2 separate regions of the Homo sapiens genome follow, and region 1 is linked to region 2. A link is an interaction called in ENCODE POLR2A ChIA-PET data of the cell type or tissue named here. Cell type or tissue: GM12878. All regions are shown on one strand. Each heading gives the region's core, and the rest is flanking DNA. Links, peaks and the distances in the headings are about the cores only. Region 1 overlaps CELSR1 (cadherin EGF LAG seven-pass G-type receptor 1). Region 2 overlaps TBC1D22A (TBC1 domain family member 22A).

Region 1 (4,381 bases), core at 260-4,259, 380 kb before region 2:
GCCCTGGTGTAGCATGCCCCTTAGGACGGCGGCATGCGCCCGTGCACTCGGAATCCAGCAGAAGCCAGTCCTGCCTCCCTGAGCCTCCCCCGGCAGAGAGCAACAGACACTGAAGATGAGCAACACTGCAGGGACAAAGCCAGGCCTCCGAGGTGCTGGCCGCTGCTGTGCATGAGTCTCCCTACCTGTTCCTGACAGGGCTGCACCTGCGCAGTCACCTGAAGGCCCACCTGCCTGCAACGGCCCCGCCCGAGTGTCCTGCGGGCTCCTGCAATCCCCCCTGGCTAACCAAGTTCCCTCCACCCAGCTGCCAGCCTCTAGCATTCACTCACTTGGCGAGCAAGTATTAAGGACTGTGTACAAATCAGGGTCATAAAGACAACCAGGCCAGAGATAGAGTCTGGCGTTTATGGATGTGTGTGTGCAGCGTGGGGGCCCCAGAACCTTCATCCCCCTGCAGCAGTGGTGACTGTGGCGCCGGGCATGGAGATGCTGGATCAGCCTCTTGGCAACTCCCCCTGCTCCAAGCTGTGCTCCATGCGGCAGGTGGGGGTTCCCTAAGACCAGGTCCTGCCACTTTAGTGCTGGGCCCCCACGGCCTCCACACAGCCGAATTCTGTTCCTGGCTTGCGGGCCCACCTCTGTCCCCACCCAGGCCTCTCTAGATCAGCCTCATCCCCTTACTCCTCTCCAGCTTGGCTCTGTTGCTTTCGCTCCCAGAATGCCCTCCCGCTTCAGCCACACTGGCTCCCACCTCCCTCTCCACTCCCAGGGCACCTCCGCGGCGCTCTCCCTGGCATCACATCTTGCTGATATCCAAGAATGATGTGGTGCCATCTTCTCGTGAGGTCACCAGCTCCAGGGCACAGGCTGCTTCCCACTCATGGGGTCACAGCCGGGATCACAGCACCTGCTCTAGGCTCGGGAGGACAAAGAACGGAGCATAGCAGGTGTCCCTGCACCTGATGGCCACCAGCAGCTGAGGACAATGAGCCACAGGGGCATCACCTCCACGGCGGCCTGGAACCTTGGTTTATGAAGAACCCAGCAGCTCCACCTTGGACAAAGTGACGCTTGTGATGACTACGCACCTGTACCCAGCGATCCCCGTGCAAAGGGTACAGAGCCCAGAGCCCAGAGAGCACGCTGCTGCCTGTCCTAACCACACTAGGATCTCCGCACACATCAGAAATGACTTCAAGCCCAGCGACTCGACAGAGAAAGCATTCTCTGTAAACCACATGCGTCTCCCTGCATCTCATGGGGCCTGTTTGCTCTGGGCCCAGTGAGGACTCCAGGTGAGTCATTTGCATGTTTCAGGTGTGGACACATGATCCAATGGGGTTAGTTTGAGACGTCCAAATTGATTCTCATTGCCCAAGCGTGGTGGCTCACACCCGTAATCCCAGCACTTTGGGAGGCTGAGGCAGGTGGATCACTTGAGGTCAGGAGTTCGAGACCAGCCTGACCAATATGGTGAAACTCCATTTCTACTAAAAATACAAAATATTAGCTGGGCATGGTGGCGGGCACCTGTAGGACCAGCTACTCGGGAGGCCGAGGCAGGAGAATCACTTGAGCCCAGGAGGCAGAGGTTGCAAGGAGCCAAGATCGCGCCATTGCACTCCAGCCTGGGTGACAGAGCAAGACTCTGTCTCAAAAAAATAAAAATAAAATAAAAATTAAAAAAAATTTGATTTTCACTTAATTCATGCCAAATTAAAAAAAAATATGTCCCTGTTACCCAGAATCACACATATCTTTGGGTCAAAATAAGAAAGAGAAGACACTGAGTCGAGGGAACACAGCCACATGGACTCTGAAGGTGCAGGGAGGCACCAGGGGCTGCTCTTACTTGTTCTCACAGTACGGCCCGTAGTGACTGGGCCCACACTCGCACACGTAGCCCTGCGGGGAGCCGGGGGAGCGCACGCAGGCCCCCATGTTCTCGCAGGGGTTCAGGTGACAGGCATCCACACAGTTTATTCCAAGGTACCCTGCAAGGACAGAGCCAGCATTACCTCCACCCACAATCCACGAGACCTTCCACGTTAAAATATCTGGAGCAACCTGTCCCCTCCAGAAGATCTGACTTTCCCTGGTACTCAGCAGAGGGAAGAGGAAGAGTGCCACAGAGTCCCCGAAAACACAGCGTTAGGCGGGTTAGACTTAGTGATGCAGAGAGGAAGGCCTTCCCGGGCTGCCCCAAGGAGGGTGAGAGCCTTGGAACACGGGGCCCAGGCTGCCCCAGGACACATGGGGAATGGCCACCAGCAGAAGATGACTTAAGCACCTCAAAACTCTGAGGCCACCCTGAATGGAGGATTTTCTTAATATGCACTTTTCACTAATTCTTTTATTTATTTATTTATTGAGAAGAGTCTTGCTCTGTTGCCCAGGCTGAGGTGCAGTGGCATGATCTCAGCTCACTGGAACCTTTGCCTAAGAAGCTCAAGTGATCCTCCCACCTCAGCCTCCCACGTAGCTAGGACTACAGATGCGTGCCACCATGCCTGGCTAATTTTTGCTTTTTTTTTTTTTTTTTTTTTTTTCGTAGAGATGGGGTTTCACCATGTTGCCTGGCTGGTCTTGAACTCCTGGCTTCAAGTGATCCACCCACCTCGGCCTCCCAAAGTGCTGGGATTACAGGTATGAGCCACTGCACCCGGCCTTACTTTTCACTGTTTCTTTGCTGATCACCCCATGTGCTGAGGAGAGCGCCTGGGGCACTCTGTGCCTTGAGTAAGGAAGAGGCTCAGAGTCTCTCTCTAGGAGGGGCCCGCTTGTTATAAAATAAAGCTCAGGGCTCCACGGAACCACAGGGAGTTGGCTGGGGACGCTAATGTCTAAACTGAGCCCCCCTCCTGTGTTTCAGCCATAAGAGACCTCCCTGTCACTGAAGGGCCCCGGGAGGGCGGTCCCACCTTTGTCACAGACGCAGCTGTAGTCCTCCCAGGCGTCGTGGCAGCGGCTATTGGGGGGACAGGGGCTCGAGGTACAGGGGTCGTCCACATCACAGCCGTCCTTCACCCTGACCTTGAGTGCGTTGTTCATGTTCAGGGTGGCGACGTTGGTGGGCGTCCCCCCCATCCTCACTCCCTGCATTAAGTAAACGGCACTGGGGCTACAGGAGCCCGGAAAGGTATGTAGGGGTTAAGGGAACCCTGAGACCTCTCTGGTCCCTTGCGAGGCATTCATCTGTGATGCCTCATTTATCTACAGAGCTGGGGCGGGCAGGGTTGTTCCTCTTGCCCCACGGCCTGCTGGCCGGAGTGCAGTGGAGGGCTGGGTGAGGAGCTCAGAGGGCACGCCAGCCTGAGCTCCTGGGGTGCGCGGTGGGGGCGTGAGGAGTGGATGTCCCTGCCGAGGGGGCTGAGAGCTGAACGACTCAGAGCAGCTCCCTCGGCCGTAGCTGGAACCCCTGGCTCCAGGGGACAGGCACGGGGCCCACTTGGGTGACGTCTGTGGTTGGACTGGGTGGGGGTGGCGGCAAGGGGCTCGATTCAGGACACTTCACAAAGGCAGAGGGGCAGGTGGCTGGCATGGCGGTGGGGAGCTGTGGGGGCCAGGGACGGCCCGGATGCCAAGGGGAACCGCAGGGGAGAATGGGTCTGAAGAGGAAACAGGAGCTGTTAAAGTGGGGATGCCTGTCAGACAAATTCTTCACTCGTTGAAAGCTAACAGGTTGACCAACGGAACCACCTATGGTGCTGCCAGCCTCGGAGCTGCCTGTGAGGGGCAGGCCTCCCCCCGCCCCCCACAACCCCCACGCACCTGCATGCAGCCTCGGAATCCACGGCGCACGGAGACCTTGTCTTCAGAGGCGCCTCCGACCACCACGCTCCTTACCGTCAGCCCGGGAAGCATGCCCCCGATATCTGCCTTGTTCTGTGCGGAGAGAGGGGCCGGGGATCTGGGGGCTGCATCCACCATCCTAGAAACGTCTCTCAGATGGGAAGGATACACTGGAAGTCTAAACAGTCACTTCAACAAACTCCGCAGAGCCTGAGGACATCTGGGCCTCCAAAGAGAGAGCTGGGCCCAGCTGGACAGCGAGGCTGGCTGTGATGACCAGGGCGAGGGGACCAGGCCAGAGGATGGGTGTCCATGCCCCAGCCTAGCTGAGGCGGCCAGTGGGGTCAACGTGGGCAACTGTCCCGCCTCCGTCAAGGGCACAACACTAAACCAGCCACGCTGTGACAGAGAGCTTGGCGAGTCAGGAAGACTGCAGTGAACGGAAATCCGCTCACTCATTAACACTGTGGGAACCCAAGAGGGTCTCGGCTGAGATCCAGTCCCAGAAAGGCAGGTGCCTGGAACACACCTATTTACTCCCAGGTCTGTGTTGTAAGATGAGCCTTGGCTCCAAGAGCTCTTGGAG
Region 2 (4,381 bases), core at 207-4,206:
TATATGTATACACACATATACATATATATGTATACACACATATACATATATATGTATACACACATATACATATATATGTATACACACATATACATATATATGTATACACACATATACATATATATGTATACACACATATACATATATATGTATACACACATATACATATATATGTATACACACATATACATATATAGTATACACACATATACATATATATGTATACACACATATACATATATATGTATACACACATATACATATATATGTATACACACATATACATATATATGTATACACACATATACATATATATGTATACACACATATACATATATACATATATACACAAACACACATGCACCGCACTTTTTTTTTTTTTTTTTTTTGAGATGGGAGTCTCACTCTATCACCAGGCTGGAGTGCAGTGGTGTGATCTTGGCTCACTGCAACCTCTGTCTCCTGGGTTCAAGCTATTCTCCTGCTTCAGCCTCCTGAGTAGCTGGGATTACAGGTGCTCACCACCATGCCCAGCTAATTTTTGTATTTTTACCATGTTGGCCAGGATGATCTCCATCTCCTGACCTCCTGATCCTCCTGCCTTGGCCTCCCAAAGTGCAGGGATTGCAGGCATGAGCCACTGCATGTGGCCACACCACACTTCCTTTATCCACTTGTTGATGGATGGGCATTTGTGTTGAAAAGAAGTCATCTCTGTTTTTCTTTCCCTGAACGGCCACAGTGTAGCACGGCCTGCCTGTGGCTAGGACAAGGGCAGTGCTCACTTGCAGGGGCCTGTCCTGGCTCTGTGGCCTGAGAGTGACACCTGCCCCTCCTTTCCTTCTCTGGCAGGCTCAGCATCTCTGCCCCTCCTCAGCTCAGCCCTTCACCCCCTGAACACAGGCCGTGGAGATCTGCATCGTGCAGTGCTTCTAGGTGCAGTGGGGAGCCCAGGAACAGGAGCCCGTGTCCTGTCACAGGGTGGGGAATGTCACCGTGCTTGGCCCTGGGAGCACAAGATGACCCACCTGCGTAGTTCTTTTTCCTGAGGAGTCGGGGAGCGTGTCTGTGTGCGGAGCAGGCTCAGAGCAGGTGTTCCCTGCAGCGCTCAGAACTGAGGTGGCTGGGGCCTTGGTGTCACACCTCACGCTAGGGATTGTCTGTGGAGTGCTTCCCTTGGGCTAGGCACTTATTTTTATTTTTTTTGGAGATGGAGTCTTGCCCTGTTACCCAGGCTGGAATACAATGGTGCCATCTCAGCTCACTGTAACCTCTGCCTCCCGGGTTCAAGCAGTTCTCCTGCCTCAGCCTCCCCAGTAGCTGGGGCTACAGGCTCATGCCGCCACACCCAGCTCATTTTTTTGTGTGTGTGTTTTAGTAGAGATGGGGTTTCACCGTGTTGGCCAGGCTGGTCCCGAACTCCTGACCTCAGGTGATCCGCCCACCTTGGCCTCCCAAAGTGCTGGGATTACAGGTGTGAGCCACTGCACCCGGCGGGCTAGACACTGTACATGCAACCACACGTGTAGTCCTCATAGCAGCTGGGGGTGGTACCGTGTGGTCCCTATTTTACAAATGAGGAAACTCAGAAGCTGAGCTACGTGCTCAAAGCCACACAGCTCATAAGTGGCAAAGCTGGGGTTTGAACCTTAGAAGTCTGTGCCCTTACCCATCACAGCCTCATCCTTATCTCCTCCATTCCCTAGGGGACTTAACAGGTGTTGAAATTATTACAGAGAAAGCTGACTCACTCACCAGGAATCTGATCCTGCTGTGGGCTGGCTTGGGTGGAGGTGTTCCTCCCGCCCCCGCACCCATCCTCCTGTTTGAACTCAGGCTGCTGCCTGCTGGGCCTGCCTGCCCTTGGAGCCCTGCTGAGCTCAGCCTGAGGCCTGGCTCCTCCAGGCTGGGGGAAAACCAGGCTTGCTGTGCTCGGCAGCAGAGATTCTTCTGGAGTGAGGTGAGCAGCTTGTTCTAGGTCCCCCCTGGTGTTCTCTTTGCAGACAAGAGGCAGAGGTATCAGGAGGCCCAGAGGGAACAGGGCTGCCTGGGCTCTTCCCATTTCTGGGCCCCGTGCTGTGGGGAACTTTCATTTTGAGTATCCCCAGACTTTTTGTTCCCCCTTTCTGAAATGTTTCCTCTTTTCTGGTGATAAACATGGAAATTCCACCCCGAGTGCTGCGGTTCATGAAGGGGCACGTAGGCCCTTTGAGTCCAGTTGCTTAGAATACCTGTGGGTTTCCTTATTAAGTAGGAAGTAGAGGCTGAGAACGTCTGTGTTGTTACTGATGGCAGCCCCCCGGGGCAGGGCCAGGCATTGCTGGGCGCCCTCTCCTCCCTGAGTCTGCCTTCCGTAAACGGCCTGCAGTGGGGAAGGTGGGCCTCTGCTCAAGGCCCCGAGCTCCTAGGGGAACGGGTTCACCTTCAGGCCCATCCAAGGCAGAGCCCTTTCCGGCTTCGGGGCCCCTGATATTTCTGGGCCCCCGACTGCATCCGCTCTGTTCCCACGGGTCCCTCCTGGGTGTTCTTGCTCATGCTTGGGTTCATTTGAGCGCTGCCTCGCCCTCCGCCATCCTCTTCCTTCTCATGTGCGCTGTGTGCACCGGAGCCCGGCCGATGCTGATAGAATTTTTAAGTGTGCCGTGCAGCTTTCTGCACCTGGGCCTCTACTCCTTGCTGTGCTGGTTTGAAATGGGCCTTCTTTTATCAAACATTTTTACTAAACTAAAAAATAAAATAGGCTTGCTGGCTCTAAGGCTTTCACCTAGATGAGGCGAGTGATGTTTATTGCAGTCGTCTGGATGAGCTCCTGATCCTTGGCTGAAAGCCATCAGTGGCTCGGGATGTGTGGAGAGGACAGGGCAGAGGACCCGGTCTTGGAAAGGGGGTGGGTCCCTTGGTGTCACTGTGGCTCTCTTAGGGGTGGCAGCTCCTCCGCGAGGGCTTGGTGCACCCGCTGCCCTTGTTTTCACGTGAATGTGTTTGGGGCGGGAGGCTAGCGAGTTGCCTGGGACTCCCTACATTATGCTGTTGGGGTCGGGAGTCAAGAGGAGATCTGGCCTTGCTTCTTTCCGAATACGGAAGGGATCTGGGAGGAAGAAAGGTTCAGAGACAACCACAGTTTTATAGAATCTATGACTATTTTCCTGCTCACGTCTGGGGCCTTGGGAGTTGCTTTCTCGGGGTGGAGGAAGAGCACAGAGCGCCACCTCTTCTGTTTTGAGACTGGGTCTGGCTGCTGCCAAGTTCTCAGGTTTATTGATGGTGCAGTAGGTGATTCCTGTGCGGCCACAGCTGCCTCCTGGAAGGGCTGGTAGAGGGTTGTTGGCTGTGGGCCGCATTTTGTTTTCTCTTAGAATTAATCTCTATAGTGAGTTAGTTTTGTGTTCCAAAACCAGTCACTAGAGCCACTGTAACAGCTTGTGCATCAGCCAGATGTGCCTGCCTCAGCCGTCATGCTTTTAAATAGCTGAGAGAAAAGGCCACCTTTACAGCAGCTCACTAGCTTTTAAGAGGGTGTCACCTAGCTGGGTTTTGTCGTGAGAGAATGTGCTGTGTTCTTGGAAGTTAATTCCTTCAAAGATACGGTGTACCTTTAAAATGCTTAATCATTCACACACGTGCACAGTGAGGAAGAGAATTAAATGGAACAAGCAGTTATGGGATGCGCTCTGTTTGCACATGAGGCCCTGGGGCGTGTGCAAAGGTGAGCCTGGTGTTACTCCTGCTACCGAGGGACTTCGTTTGCTGAGGGAGACAGACCAGCCAGGAGCTTCTGCCGCAAGGATGCTGGTGCCAAGCGGGCCACGGAGGGGCCAGGAAGCCCTGTGGCAGTATAGGCAAGGAAAGGGGAGTTTTCACTGAGGACATGAGATGACATTAAAGTGGACTTTGAAGGTTACCTGGGGTGTGGGGCGTGTTCTGTAGTCAGGGGCTGGGACAAGGCCTTCTTGGCACAGGGTGGCTTGAACACAGCCTGAGTGAGGAGGAGTACAGGGTGTGTTTGGGAGCCTGGCGGGTCGCTGGCTACCTGAGAACAGAGGTGTGCGTGGAAGTAGTGGGCACAGCTGTGGCTGTATGGTGGGATGGTGTGCGTGGAAGCAGTGGGCATAGTTGTGGCTGTGTGGTGGGGTGGTATGGATGGAAGGAGTGGGCACAGCTGCGGCTGCGTGGTGGGATGGGAGGTGAGGGTCAGTGTTCAGGATGGTGGCTGCAGGAGTTTTGGCTTGAGGCTCTTTTGTGTTTGGAGTAGGGAAGGTTTCTGAGCAGGAGTGACCTGATCAGACCTCCTGCTACTGTTTATTGACCTCTTGCTGTGTGCCAGAGACAGAGGCTCAGGTCAAGGAACTGGCCTGAGATTGCATGGGTAGGACGAGGCCAG

The links. ChIA-PET counts read pairs that join two places held together with the same protein. Peaks named below come from ENCODE experiments on the same cell type or tissue, not always from the same donor. Only the 100,000 strongest peaks of a DNase experiment are listed, where the experiment ranks them.
Region 1: POLR2A ChIA-PET joins it to region 2 with 11 read pairs; 3 of 35 experiments call an interaction of 5 or more read pairs at or near these places.

Annotation. Positions count from the first base shown.
Region 1 is chr22:46,394,750-46,399,130 of GRCh38, forward strand. CELSR1 (cadherin EGF LAG seven-pass G-type receptor 1) reads right to left here. Exons shown (of 35, transcript NM_001378328.1): 11 at 3,775-3,888; 12 at 2,925-3,099; 13 at 1,856-1,997. Among named protein-coding and RNA genes, the nearest start is that of TRMU, 61 kb to the left of the region's middle. In GM12878, for the core only: no CTCF peak of the experiment used is centred there; no DNase peak of the experiment used is centred there.
Region 2 is chr22:46,772,276-46,776,656 of GRCh38, forward strand. All of the region lies in intron 1 of TBC1D22A (TBC1 domain family member 22A), which reads left to right. Among named protein-coding and RNA genes, the nearest start is that of TBC1D22A, 12 kb to the left of the region's middle. RefSeq lists enhancers at 849-1,363, 1,364-1,879, 1,942-2,021, 2,062-2,131 and a silencer at 1,492-1,671. In GM12878, for the core only: no CTCF peak of the experiment used is centred there; DNase peaks (open chromatin) are centred at 1,746 and 1,986; H3K4me3 peaks cover 3,666 bases; H3K27ac peaks cover 3,734 bases.